2 separate regions of the Homo sapiens genome follow, and region 2 is linked to region 1. The links are chromatin contacts, found by Hi-C or POLR2A ChIA-PET in ENCODE. All regions are on one chromosome and are shown on one strand. Each heading gives the region's core, a stretch centred on a gene start or an enhancer-like site at or near the end of the contact. The rest is flanking DNA. Distances are from core to core; before and after follow the strand shown.

What was found. A loop is a pair of places that touch in the nucleus more often than their neighbours do. ChIA-PET counts read pairs that join two places held with the same protein, here RNA polymerase II (POLR2A). Pooled maps may share reads with other maps.
Region 2: a map of heart right ventricle shows a loop between it and region 1 (2.0-fold over the local background). The contact joins the enhancer-like site here to the promoter of LNX1-AS2 in region 1. A Hi-C loop is called at or near these places in 3 of 168 maps with a recorded cell type or tissue (GM12878, PC-9 and heart right ventricle), 13 of 37 single-sample maps with no recorded cell type and 5 of 50 pooled maps. POLR2A ChIA-PET finds 5 or more read pairs at or near these places in 1 of 52 experiments (activated CD8-positive, alpha-beta T cell).

The regions. Positions count from the first base shown.
Region 1 is chr4:53,589,447-53,596,816 of GRCh38, forward strand. It overlaps LNX1-AS2 (LNX1 antisense RNA 2), which reads left to right and starts at 3,510. Exons shown (of 2, transcript NR_046827.1): 1 at 3,510-3,626. It overlaps LNX1 (ligand of numb-protein X 1), which reads right to left and starts at 2,040. Exons shown (of 11, transcript NM_001126328.3): 1 at 1,942-2,040. RefSeq lists an enhancer at 3,220-4,132.
Region 2 is chr4:53,698,117-53,705,486 of GRCh38, forward strand. The region is part of intron 1 of LOC100506444 (a long non-coding RNA gene); the gene reads left to right. Among named protein-coding and RNA genes, the nearest start is that of LNX1-AS2, 110 kb to the left of the region's middle. RefSeq lists enhancers at 4,435-4,554, 7,279-7,358. Within about 2 kb of position 4,400, at least 31 of the 41 ENCODE cell types and tissues checked have a DNase peak (open chromatin) inside an H3K27ac peak, as active enhancers do; they include GM12878 and heart right ventricle, where a contact is called at or near this core.

The DNA.
Region 1 (7,370 bases), core at 2,260-4,759:
TCTTGATAGAGTCAGACTCTCTCCTCCAAGCAACCTAGGAAAATTCCTTCCAAAGGAAGAACCTAGCCTCAGTTTAGCACCAGTTAACACCAGGCATTGGTCGCTGGATGCTAACATATATTAGCTACCTCATTTACTTCTCACAACCACATTAGATCATGGGGATTATTATCTCCCATCTTACCGATGAAGAAACTGAAAGTCAGAGAAGTAACTTGCTCAAGGATATAAATGAAGGAGATTGCACATTTTTCCATCAGGCCTATGTCCACTTGAACCAATGGGTGGAGTTACCACAGGAACTCTGGACAGGACTTGTGTGTAAATTACCCAACAGACCAACTGCATTCTAGTCAATCTGACTCTGAATTCCAGTCTTTGTCACTTCTTTTCTTTCTTCTACCTGGGGGTACAGTGTCTACAGCTTTGTTCCTTTAGTACTCAGACATGCTGACATACAGTGATGAAATTATTTATTTAATCATAAATTAACTACTGTGAAAAGCACTAATCAACCATGGTAAACCAGAGGCAATGTAATCTTGAGGAGAGGTTTAGATGCACTTTTATCAGAAGATCCAAGCTTTGAATCAAGTGAGAACCTTAGTAAGAGACAAGTGGTGGCCAAACCCCCCCCCTTAAACTCACAAGCTTGGGGAAAATAATAAACAAAGGTCAGTTAAGGAAGAACAATAGGGACCTCCAAACAGTAAGACAGAAATTAGCAACAAGAACTGGGCAGATTCTTAGTGGTGAGGAACGACTGTCTGTCTAAGGCAAAAATGATCTCAGCTTGTTTCAATTCATACCTTGGGAGAATTTACATGCATTTTGTATTTCTGGGTGGATGAACAGGAGCATAATTCCTAACAGATTATTCCCTTGCAAACATCTGCTAACTTAAATCTCAGAAAAACAGCTGATGTTGGAATCTAGAATGAAGTGTCTCGCAGATTTATTTCTTTTTCCAGTTTTTCCAGCTCATCCCAGCAGGCAGCTGGGCTTAAAAATGGTTTCCTTTCTCTGACAACAATATTGGCTAAAGAGTTTGACTATTGGGCTGTCAAGATACAGGCTGTGTGATCAGGATTAAGAAAACAAAAATGGATCCTAGAGGTAAAATTACTTTAAAAGCCAGGTCCTGGCAGAACAACTTCCTCGGTATATTTGCTATTAAAAGAAAAAGAGACAGAAAAAGCCAAAGAGGTCCAAAAAATTAAAAATCAGACCTGAAGTCACATTCTTGCAGCAATGAGGGAATTAATTCTTACTGTAACCAAAGGTCAGCAGGCAGCCAGTCCAGGTCTAAATGTAAACAAATTCTAAATGCACACTGCAAAGTCGTATTTAAAAGAGTGTTCAACAAAGAGCAAAGAAAATGGTAGACTTTTTCAGAGAAGAGAGGAAAACTGGAACGCACAGCTTCTGAATAGGGCAACAGAATTTGCCCTGAGGAACAGGTTTTCAGGGGGAAAGAAAAAAAAACTAGGGACACTTCACAGGTTTAGATCAAAATACAGGGAGGAAGAAAAGGAAAAATAAGAACTCTGAATCCAGTCTGCACTGGCCTCCTAGCCCCCGTTAAACGGGCTGAACAGATCTGCACCTTCGCGCTAAGTTTCAAAACAAAAGCCTTCACTCTACTTCTCTTTAGGTTGTTGTTGTTGTTTTAATCAGATCAAGTACGAGGACAAGCACAGGCTGGATTAATGATCAGAGAAACAAAAAGGATTAAATATCTGGCCTGGGAGAAGTTTATTGTGCAACTAGAATGTCAAAGTCATCTCTCTACTCTTCTGTCTCAAAAAAGCTTCTCCCTCTGGGGCAAACACTAGCGACAAGCCGTTCAGCTTGTATTTTTTCATTCAAATTCCGTGTTCAGATCCCTCAGGGGCCAGTGGTCTAAATGCCAAGAGAGAAAAATGGAGGGTTTCAACTCACCTCTTCAAGCGACTGTCTGGGGCTCTCCAAGCAGCAGCAGGCAGGCAGCTCTCATTCCTTGTGGGTGAACCGAGCAGCTCCTTGGGCCGCCGGAGTTGTGACCAGCCTCAACTTCGGTGAACAGGTGCCTGGAGGAAGGAGGACGGCATTGGTCGCTCCAGACCAGGAAATGGGTGACATCACGGAAGCCCCGACAGATAAAGCATTGCTGAGACCTTAGGGATTGAAAGAGTCAGGAGGCCCCGCCCACCTGTCATTTACCTGAATACCTGCAAGCAGGTAGGTGGCGTCTCTTTGTGGACAAATAAATCAGTTAGAGCAATTTGCCAGGTGGAATTTACTTTCTTTCCTGAGCACAGCACGTGTCCAGCCCCGTGTTCAGATCTGAAGTCAAATGCCTGGTTGTTTCCCAGGCCCTCCCCTTTCCCCATATCTGCCCACAAAGGAGTTAAAAGGGAAGTTTAAACACCAAAATGAGACAGTAATTTAGCAGACACAAAAAGGAAGAGTGTGAAGCCGAACTTCTTAGAAATATCTGAGGTGCCTTTTCGAACCGCATCCATTTGAACACCAAGTGTTTCTCTAATTCCAATAAAATGACAAATTTAAGTTGACATTTCCAATTCATCTTTTAAACAATTTGAAATAGGATACCTGTCAGCAGTTTCAAAGTGGTTTTCAAACACTTTTGCGCTACCCCCTCCCCCGCCCAGCATTTTTAATTCCATATTCAGGAATTTGCAAAACTTCAGTCATTCCTATCTCGGCTGGCTTGGCAGTTAGAGTCATACGGCAGTTACAGTGCACTGCAGGCCTGCAATTAGGAGCAATTTAAATGATTCAGATTGGAATGGTAGTACTGTCATTAGGCGATGTTGTCTGCTGATATAGCCAGGAAAGAGACGTCAGAGTTATTTCTGTCCCAAGCGTGGTGTGTGACCCTGGACAAGTCACTGGTTGCTTCACCTTTTCCAGCAGGAAAGGAGGCGTAAACTCATCCAGCACCAGAGCAGGCAGCTGGGAGGTATCCCAGGACTGTTAAACTCTCTGGCATCTTCCCAGGAGGGCTGTAAACATCTCCCATCATCCCATTGAAACGCTGCGTATTTTTACCACCTGCATCCAGCATCCCTGGAACTCATTACCTGAGGAAACTGTGGATTCCCCGTCCCGGAAGATGGCCTGCCTGCCCAGAGAGAATTTTTTTTCCCCTTCAGGAAAATAAATGTTGACATTCCTATTTTCCTCCTACTTTTGCCTCCCTCGTCTTCTTCTTTCCCTCCTCCTGATTTTGGGAATGCTTTTGTTCCACCGGTTTTAATATTGGACTACCTAGAGGTTTTGGGGTTTGGTTTGGGGGAGGGTGGAGGAAGAAGGAAAAATGGGAGAGGGAAGAAAAGGAAGTCCGGATTCCCACAGCCTGGGCCTCAGCTGGCTGCAGTCAGTCAATAGCTCGCAAAGCAAGGGGGAGGAGAAGGAAGAGAAATTGTAGTCGAGGGCGGGGTCTGGGGGCCGGCTCTGGTGCTCGACCTCAGGGGAGCTGGCTCCTGTCCCCGATCCGCCCCAGACAGGTCTAAGCTACCTCTTTGCACCTGGGAACTCTGTGCCTTTTGAGAGTTGAAGGCTTAAAACAACAACAACCACCACAACAAAACTATTCACCTTTTTATCCAATAGAAACTAAGGTAGGTGTGGCTATTCCTTTATTATTTAAAAGAAAAAAAGGGAGGTAACAAAACCTTTTACACTCAGGTGTTTCAGGAAAAGGTTTCACGCCACTAGTTTGATAATTGAGAAACATCACTCACACAAAGGCCCCCCTCTTCACGCGGACAGGGTGTCCCCTGGGCAAGGGGGAGGGGAGGGAGAGCCCGCCAACCTGATGAATCATCTAGAAGGCCACGCCTTCAGCGGTCTTGCCTTTGGCGAAGGGCAGGATCCAACTTGGGAGGGGATCACAGGCTTCGGTTCAAGGCCTTGGGTGGGCAGGGGAAGGGTGTAGGTGAAATGAATTCGCATAAAGCTTCACCGAACAGCCTGGAGATCGTGAGGTTTCACTTGCCATGTTCACATACACACAGTCATCTACATATGTGGTGTGATGAATTGTTGTAAAACAGAAAGAAAATAGAGAAATAAGAGTTAATCCAGGAGTGGAGCTAACTCCCAGGTATAGTGTATAAAGGAAGAGAAAAAACTACACAATTAGCCTTCTCAGGTGAGATCTTTCTTGGTACTCCTGGATTTCGAATAATATGCAGGGGTTAAAAAAAATAATATGGGCTTTTTTTTTGGGCCATTAGGGCTGTTACATTATCATGGAAATTATATTTCTAAACTACTAGAAAAAAATGTAATCATAAAAATGAACATTGTGTTTAACAGGTGCTACTTATTGTTCTGAGCACTTTATACAAGAACCCTGTGTCAGGTATCATTGCTATTTGCATTCTACAGCTGGGAAAACCAAGACATAGTGAATCTGAGAAACTGCCTAAGGACAAGCTCATCGGCAAGCGGCAGAGCAGTTTTTAATCAAGGCCCACTTTTTAACCACTGGAAAGAAAAGAGGGAAGGTTCTGATTTCATGCTCACTGGGACACTTCCTGGACACATTCAGCTTCTTACCCATTATTCAGAAGGAGAAGTAGAAACCTGTAGAAGTAGCCCTGGGGAGGGTAGTTTCTGATAAAGGATGTCTCCATTTGGAAATTAATTAGTAATCTGGTCTATATGCTGAAAGTGTGTGTATAATATATATATATATATGTATATATAAATATGTATATATTCATAAATTCATGCATATATTTATGAGAAATCATACCAGGAAATCCATCGCCCCTGGGTGCACACTTGAAATCATCTTTTGAGAGCTTATCAAATCAACCCCAAGATGGAAGGCCAGCTTGAGGGACCCCTCAAGAATGACCAGTTGTAACTCTCTATGACATCTTTTATGGTCATTTTTCTCTGTAACTTCTGCGGCCTATCACTTTAAAATCTGAAAATTTAATCCGAGTGGCCATAAGAACATGGAACTGCATACATTTGGAAAATATGAGACAATGAAAAATTAAGTTTCATTATAAACCACTACCAGGAAGAATGGTTTAGACTAGGCTTGGCAAATCCTGGACATATAGTGCTCCATTCCCCCCTCCCATACCATTCTCACTGTCATTGCTAAAGACCATGACACTTTTCAACTCAGAAGGAACTTTGGAATCTTGAAGATATTACTCCAGGCACACTAGCAGTTGGTTTTACCCCCCAAGATCAAACCCTTTTCTTTTACTTTCTTACTTTCTTTTCTTTCTTTCTTTTTTAATTTTTTTTTTTAGAGACAACTCTCCCTTTGTCATCCAAGCTATAGTGCAGTGGTGCCATCATGGCTCACTGCAGCCCCAACCTCCTGGGCTCAAGTGATCCTCCCACCTCAGCCTCCCAAGTAGCTGGGACCACAGGCACGTGCCACCATGCCCTGCTAGTTTTTAAATTTTTTCTAGAGATGAGGTCTCACTATGGTGCCCAGGCTGTTCTCAAACTCCTGACCTCAAGTGATCCTCCCACCTCGGCCTCCCAAAGTGCTGGGATTACAGGTGCGAGCCACTTGGTCCCCTTTTCTATCTCTAGTTGGACAGTAAGTGAGACAGAGAAGAGGGCTGATCAGGAAGCAAAAATATTGGTGTTGGCTGGTGCCATTGGGGAATATTTCATGAAGAAAGGAACATGAATTGGGCCTTGAACGATTTGGAGAGGTGGTGAGAGGGCACAGATCATTCCAGACAGGGCAGTGGCATGGGTGGAACAGGAATGATCATAGCAGATATCTGTTGGGGAGGAACATGTGTGTGGTGGGGGAGAAGAGGAATACGAGACAATGAAATACCCACCTTGCTAGGGTGAAGAGGATCCACTGATTGCTAAATTTAGATGGGCTGAGACTGTAAAGAGCCTCGGGAACCTCAAGGGCTAACTGCTTCATGTCCTCACATGCCTGTTGACTACTTTTCTCATGATGATTAAACAGCTTAAGAAAAAGAAACTCAGTATCTTGGGCATGGGGTAATTTCTTATGCATGACAATGGTTTTCAGCATTGAGCTAAACTTCCAGGATATGCCATTTCGGCAACCACATGATCTTTCTCTTTAGGAGCAAGCCTCTTTTGCAGTCAACATATCCTGGAAACTTTGTTCTTTGGATAGGCAGGTGGAAAACATTAGAAAGCTTTCTGAACTCAAAGTTGGGCCTGTCCTAGTTAACCAGCCGGCTCACTTGGGCTTTTTGATTAGTTTGAATTCCTTTATATATCTTGACAGGGAAATCTAAGGGGGGAAGGAGGTCTGTCTTCAAAGCTCTTTTCTTGTAGATCCCCCCATGAAGCTTGGCGTTCTCAAGGACTCCTCCTGGCAATGAACCTACAGCGAAGACCATGCCTTGTGATTCAGCAGAATTACTTTGCCCATTTTGCTTCCTATTTTTTTTTCCCATGACATATTTCTAGAGTTGTCTATGATGATTGAATGCCACAATTAAAATGGACATATTCCATTTGACTTTAATAAAAGTCATCTCTACAAAAACCTCTTTGGCTATCTTCTAAAGGTATTTAACATTATGATTTGGACTTGCTTATTACATTACATACCATCATATTGGCCGTAATTACTTTTTTAAATGGGCTCAGCTCCATATCTTTTATTGGCTAATTATATGTGCTTAGCATAACGCAGATGAGCAGATCTCAGAAGGGCAATTATGGGAAATAAGAGTAATAATCACAAACATCAGCTGATGTGATAGAATGCCATCTGGTTCTGTGTATATGGAAGATATTCCATTTCTCTCACAAACTTACAACCTGTGTGTTGCCTGGTTTGCAGATGAGTTTCTAGGGTAACCTGTGGACCTACAGTTTAGGAGGAAACACTTCTCTGGTTTGTGTGCTTTTGGGGAGAGAGAGAGTATCTCAGGGAAATTAGCATTAAATCAATTATTGAAGTTGGCGCACATTTTGTGAAAGTTTACCACACTGATTTGTGGTCAGCATGTTCTTCTTTAGTAGGGAGAAAAAAAGAACTTCATTGTTACTGTGTTTATAATGGTCACGAGACCTATATCTTATGACAATTACACATATTTTTATGTTTCTATGATCTCCATTCTTGCATAAACAGGGTGGATTATTCCCAGGGAATTTTTTGGTGGTGGCTGTTGCTATTTCGAAGGTTGCCATGTCTTTGTTCTTTCTTGGATCCTTCATACATGGCTACTTTAATTGACCCAGTTCCACATACCAGATTTAAAATGTCTCTTCTCCTTGTTAACTTTGACTTCATCCTGAAGGCTTCCACATTCTTGTAGATGACCCCTCCAGCATCCCTGACTTCCCCCTATTATAATGACAATGACATTCCCCTCTAC
Region 2 (7,370 bases), core at 3,150-5,649, 110 kb after region 1:
AACCTTTGGGAATAGAAAGCCCAATTCACTGCCTGGGAAATGTCACATTTTGTGGAGGTGCAAGCAGTTGGCTTGTTATCTCAGATCTCAAGTTCTAGCTACTTTCACTTTAAAATCTATTATTTGAGTGAATTAAGACTCCCTGCCTCCAAAGAGACGATTTTTTTTAGTAAAAACTCTCCCTTGTTAAACAGTTTAACTCAAACTGGCAGCATAACTGTTAAAAACAAACTTACTTTGATACTTTGCAAAGCATAAGGCCAAATAACAATGGACATGGAAACCCACCACAGTCTTTCTAAGACTAAGTCAAACATCCTATATATAGAAAAACATCTTGGGTAAAATCTGTTAAGCCAATATTGGCTGAATTCAAAATTACACCTAATTTGAAACAACTGCTTTTTCCTCAGCCAACTGGCTACCCTATTGTTCTTTAATAAAAATAACAGAAAATCCAAATTTGAAGTCAAGTTCTCCCCGAAGAAAGATACGTTTCATATTAAAAGGCTCTACTGGTGACACTTGTGATATGAGCTGGGGTCTCCATTGTCTATCCTGGTAGAGTGGGAAGATTATCAGTGGTTAGGCAAGGTCCCTAAAAACTTGAAATTTTTGCTACAAACACGAGGGAATAATTAAACTTGGTTGGAATAAACAAACTTTTGGGGCAGTCCAGGCAGAGATCAGAATTCTCAAAATCCAAAGGCCTTTGTTGTGTTTTATTCATAACCTGCTCAGAGGAAAGCCGAAAATGGATCCTATATACCATGAGCTCATTCCTTTTTTTTTTTTTTTTTTTTTTTTGAGACAGAGTTTCTCTCTGTCACCCAGGCTGCAGTGCAGCGGTGTGATCTTGGCTCACTGCAAGCTCCGCCTCCCAGGCTCAAGCAATTCTTGTACCTCAGCTTCCTGAAGAGCTGGGACTACAGGTATGTGTGCCACAACACCCGGCTAATTTTTGTATTTTTAGTAGAGACAGGGTTTCACCATGTTGGCCAGGCTGGTCTTGAACTCCTGACCTCAGGTGATCTGCTCGTCTTGGCCTCCCAAAGTGCTAGGATTACAGATGTGAGCCACCGCACCTGGCTTCATTATTTCTCATTGAGGCAAAATGTTCCATTGTATGAGTAGATCAAAGTTTACTTGTACATTTCTCTGTTGGTGGACATTTGGGTTTCTTCTAGTTTTGAGACATTAAGTGAAGCAGTAGTTACCAGCTAGGGGCTGGGCCTATTAGTCTGTTTTCATGAGTCTGTTTTCACGCTGCTGGTAAAGACATACCCAAGACAGGGAAGAAAAAGAGGTTTAATTGGACTTACAGTTCCACATGGCTGAGGAGGCCTCAGAATCATGATGGGAGGCAAAAGGCACTTCTTACATGGTGTCAGTAGGAGAAAAATGAGGAAGAAGCAAAAGCAGAAACCCCTGATAAACCTGTCAGATCTTGTGAGACTTATTCACTATCATGAGAATAGCACGGGAAAGACTGGCTCCCATGATTCAATTTCTTCCCCCTGGGTCCCTCCCACAACACATGGGAATTCTGGGAGATAGAATTCAAGTTGGGATTTGGATGGGGACACAGCCAGACTATATCATTCCACCCCTGGCCCCTCCAAATCTCATGTTCTCACATTTCAAAACCAATTATGCCTTCCCAACAGTCCCCCAAAGTCTTAACTCATTTCAGCTTTAACCCAAAAGTCCATAGTCCAAAGTCTCCTCTGAGACAAGGGAAGTTCCTCCACATATGAGCTGGCAAAATCAAAAGCAAGCTAGTTACTTCCTAGATACAATGGAAAAACAGGTATTGGGTAAATACATTCATTCCAAATGGGAGAAATTGGCCAAAACAAAGGGGTTACAGGGCCCATGCAAGTCCGAAATCCAGTGAGGTCGTCAAATTTTAAAGCTCCAAAATGATCTCCTTTGACTCCAGGTCTCACATCCAGGTCATGCTAATTCAAAAGGTGGGTTCCCATGGTCTTGGGCAGCTCCACCCCTGTGGCTTTGCAGGATACAGCCTCTCTCCCACTGCTTTCACGGGCAGGCATTGTGTGTCCGTGGCTTTTCCAGGTGCACAGTGCAAGCTGCCTGTGGATCTACCATTCTGGGGTCTGGATGACGGTGGCCGTCTTCTCACAGCTCCACTAGGCGGTGCCCCAGTAGGGACTCTGTGTGGGGGCTCCGACCCCACATTTCCCTTCTGCACTTCCCTAGGAGAGGTTCTTCATGAGGCCCTGCTCCTGCAGCAAACTTTTGTCTGGGCATCCAGGCATTTCTATACATCTTCTGAAATCTAAGTGGAGATTCCCGAACCTCAATTCTTGACTTCTGTGGACTGCAGGCTCAACACCATGTGGAAGCTGCCAAGGCTTGGGGTTTGCACACTCTGAAGCCACAGCCCAAGCTCTATGTTGGCCCCTTTCAGCCACATCTGGAGCAGCTGGGACACAGGGCACCAAGTTTCTAGGCTGCACACAGCACAGGGACCCTGGGACTGGCCCATGAGACCACTTTTTCCTCCTGGGACTCCAGGCCTGCGATGAGAGGGGCTGCTGTGAAGGTCTCTGACTTGGCCTGGAGACATTTTCCCCACAGTCTTGGGGATTAATATTAGACTCCTTGCTACTTATGCAAATTTCTGCAGCTGGCTTGAATTTCTCCTCAAAAAATGGGTTTTTCTATTCTACTGCATCATCAGGCTGCAAACGTTCTGAACTTTTACGCTCTGTTTTCCTTTTAAAATGGAATGCTTTTAACAGCACCCAAGTCACCTCTTGAATGCTTTGCTGCTTAGAAGTTTCTTCTACCAGACACCCTAAATCATCTCTCCCAAGCTCAAAGTTCCACACATCTCTAGGGCAGGGGCAAAATGCCGCCAGTCTTTTTGCTAAAACATAGCAAAAGTCGCCTTTGCTCCAGTTCCCAACAAGTTCCCCATCTCCATCTGAGACCACCTCAGCCTGGACCTTATTGTTCATATCACTATTAGCATTTTTGTCAAAGCCATTCAACAGGTCTCTAGGAAGTTCCAAACTTTCCCACGTTTTCCTGTCTTCTTCTGAGGCCTCCAAACTGTTCCAAACTCTGCCTGTTACCCAGTTCCAAAGTCGCTTCCACATTTTCAGCTATCTTTTCAGCAACGCCCCACTGTACTGATACCAACTGACTGTATTAGTCTGTTTTCACGCTGCTGATAAAGACATACCTGACACTGGGAAGGAAAAGAGGTTTAATTGGACTTACAGTTCCACATGGCTGGGGAGGCCTCAGAAACATGGCGGGAGGCAAAAGGCACTTCTCACATGGCAGTGGCAAGAGAAAAATGAGGAAGAAGCAAAGGCGGAAACCCCTGAAAAACCCATCAGATCTCATGTGACTTACTCACTATTACGAGACTAGCATGGGAAAGACCAGCCCCCATGATTCAATTACCTCCCCCTGGGTCCCTCCCGTGACACATGGGAATTCTGGGAGATACAATTCAAGTTGAGATTTGGATGGGGACACAGCCAAACCATATCACTGGGGGAGGAAGGCACCGTGGTAGTGCTATGGACCGAATCATGTCCCCTCCATATTCGTATGCTGAGGCCTTGAGCCCCAATGTGAATATATTTGGAGATGAGTCCTTTCTGGAAGTAATTAAGGTTAAATGAGGTCATAAGGTTAGGGCCCTGATCTGATAGAATTTATGTCCTTTTAAGAATAGACACCAGAGCGCTTGCTCCAGGTGCACAAAGTAGTGGCCATGTGAGCATACACTGAGAAAGCAGCCATCTGCAAGCCAGGAAGAGGGCCCTTACCAGCCATTCTAGTCCCCTGATCTTGGACATCCAGCTTCCAAAACTGTGAGAAACCGATTTTTGTTATTGAAATCGCTTAGCCTTTGGTATTTTGTTCTGGCACCCTGGCAGACTAATATAAGTAGGGGTAAGCAGGTTATTAACCAGAAAGAGACACAAAGGAGCTTTTCACATAAGGGCGATGGATATATTCTGTATCTTGATCAGGGTAGTAGTTACGTGGGTGGATACATAGGTGAACAAGTTTATCAAACTGTCAGTTTCAGATTTCTACATTCTTGTGCATATAAATTTTCCTAAACTTGAAAAAGGCCGTCTTATCCCCATCTTTCCCAATGGAATCTGTGTTTCAAAAAGATAACAATATAGTGTTCATGCCTTCAAACAGGCCTGGTAGAAAGGAAATTAACATACATTATTTATCTCGTATATATGTATGTTTCTGCCTGTAATAAATAATGGGGATTGAGCACTTAGCACAAGAGTAAGCAACTGCCAAATGCAGCTCTGGGTTCAGACCTGTATGGGGCAGACCTGAGAGCCAGGCCCCTTTCCCTACCATACTGAAACTGACAGCAAAGCCGCTCAGCTAAGGGGATGTGCAGAAAGGACGCCCTGGGGTCTCCTGAGGCTGCAGGGCGGCCGGGGAGCCCTGGGGTCAGGAGGGCAACTTTCTGGGGCACAGTGCTCGAGTCACCTCTCCGAGGAACGGCTCTGCCTGCACTGCTTCTTGTACTTTGTTTACCCGCCCCTAGGAAAAGAGCTGTGAAGATGATCGTAGGGAGCAAGCAGTGAGGCGGCAAATGGCTCTGAGAGGAGCCACGCAGACAGCTGGGCAGCCGTGCCAAGAACAACAGGAAGCTCGCGGCCCCACCCCTGCTCGCTGCAGCCCTGGCCTGGAGACCCAGGGTTATTTGCTTTGAAGGGCCCTCTGCAGATGTTACATAAACAAAACCTCCATTGACTCCAGTTCTGAGCCTGGCCTAAAATAGCCCGCGGGCTTCCCCCTACCACTGTGCAGTTTCGCCGCCATCCCTTTTGGTCCCCTTGTGTGCTAGCTGCTTCCCTCCATTGACCACATGTGCAGACAACTCTCGCCAGTGTCCCTAAGAGGCCAGTTCCCTGGGGAACAAAAAGTGGGGCTCGTTTGCCTTCCCTGGCAGGTCAGACACAAAGCATCCCTGTAAGACCTTTGATGGCTACTGGCCAAGGGACACGTTTCCCCTCCCCAGGGAGGCAGGAAGCTGGGCTGAGGCACAGTGGGGTTTGGTCAGCAGCCAGCACAAGAGGGACTGTGCTTTCTCTCTGTGTCTGTGTCTCTTTCTGTGTGTGTCTGCGTCTCTCTCTCTCTCTGTCTCTTTCTCTCTCTTTCCTAAGGGCAAGCTCTCCAGGTAAGGGCACGAGTTCTTCGTCAGCGTCTCTATTTTCACTTGATGTAACGACTGAACACTCTACTCTTGACTCTTCCTCCAAGCTCCTATAAAATTCCCTGACCCCATTTGCACTTCAGCTCCTTCATTCTGCAGAAAACCATTCCTTCGTGAACATCTGGAGAATCACAGATCCGTGCCACAGCACGGGGTCACTCTGGGCCTTGCCACTCAACATGGGTCCCTGGAAGCTATTATCATCTTTTCCCTTTGACCTCCTGCACTTCTCCAGGATCTTAACTCATAAAATAAAACCAAAAACAACACCAGCAATAAAAACATATTTATGTCAAATACTTACTATGTGCCTGATACAAGGCTAAGCATTTTATGTGTTTTATTTTATTTCATATTGAACAGTCTTATGAGATTGGTACAATAATTATCTCCAGCTGACAGAAGGACAAACTGCAGTTTGGAAAAATTATAGAACTTGTACAAGATGTGACAGAGGTGGAACAGTCAGACTTGTATTCAGTGTCTCAACCACTGCATTGCATGTCCGGGGAAAAAGAGGGCAGGACTCACAACTCCTCCTTTCCATGGTCTTTCTTCTATTCAAAGGCCATGCTATTGTATCCATGGTCAATGTCATTAAACATATCACTGATCAATTAATTATCCAATCAGTATTTAAGGACTATGTTTTCTGGGCAAGTTGCTATTTGAGTCTATACCAGACCAAAAAAACAAAAACGTATGATGTATACTATGTGAATATCTAGCTCCTACTGTATCAACAGTTGTACTTCGGTTGTGAGAGGGCTTTGTGTTTCTCTGGGCTGAAGATCCTCAAACCAGATGGCCATCCTGGAACTAGAAGTTCTTCTTTAATTTAATTTTTTTTTAATTTCAACTTTTATTTGAGATACCAGAGGTATATGTGCAGGTTCGTTATGTGGGAATATTGCATGAGGCTGAGGTTTGGAGTATGGATCCTGTCACTTATGTAGTGAGCATAGTACCCGATAAATAGTTAATTGCTGCCCCCCATCCCCCACTGTCTAGTAGTCCACAGTATCCATTGTTCCCATATTTATGTCCATGTGTGCTCAGTGTTTAGCTCCCACTTATAAATTTGGTTTTCTGTTTCTACATTAATTTGCTTAAGATTATGGCATCCAGCTGCATACATGTTGCTGCAAAGGACATGATTTCATTCTTTTTTATGGCTGCATAGTATTCCAAATGTGTGTATATACCACATTTTCTTTATGCAGTCTTACCACTGTTGGGCACGTGGGTTGGTTCCAAGTCTTTGTTATTGTGAATAGCACAGCGGTGAACATACAAGTGCATGTGTCTTTTTGGAAGAATAATTTTGTTTTCTTTGGGCATATTTTCCTTTGAGCAAGCCCAGTAATGGGATTGCAGGGTTGAATGGAACTAGAAGTCCTACCAACTTACAGGAGGGAAGATGGGAAGGAACGGAAGCAATATGGAGAGCTTTGAGGATCCGTGGAACAAGAGGATACTTCAGAAAGACCCACACTCAGGCAAGGGGCTGGAGCCAGGCTGTGGTGACCCAGCAAGGGGCTAATGGAGCCTGGGAAACCCTGGCATGCTGAGGAGTTTAGTTCAGATCCACATTCTCTTCACTCTGGGGGCTCCTGTGAGACTGGCTCTCAAATGAAGCCCCCGGGGCTGAGTCGGCTTTCCCTTTGGACCAAGTCAAAGCCTTCCTTTATCTTTAGAAAAAAGTCTTACTCCTGTGGGGTTCCCCTGGTTTTATTGTCTATTCACTTGTTTTATTCATCCACCCGTGTCCATTCATTCTAGAAACATTTCGTGAGCATCCACTATGTGCTAATACTAGGTACCAGGGTTACAGAAATGAATTTTAAATGTAATGGAATATGGTCCCGGCCTTCCAGGAGTTCGTACTGTAACATAGGAGAGAGAGAAGTAGTTATGCTGCAGGATGATAAGGCCAGCTATGAATGTAACTGCAGGCTTGGAAAGCCCCTGAGCTGGTTGGCCTGCCAGGTGCTGAGGAAGTGTGAGTGCCCACCTGTTCCTGTGCAGAGGGAAGGAGGGTGAATGTCCACAGAGACCTCCAGAAGAGATTGCTGGTGGATGCTTACTTCCTTCTCTTGAGCTTCCTTCTCTGTGAAAAGATCTCCACTAG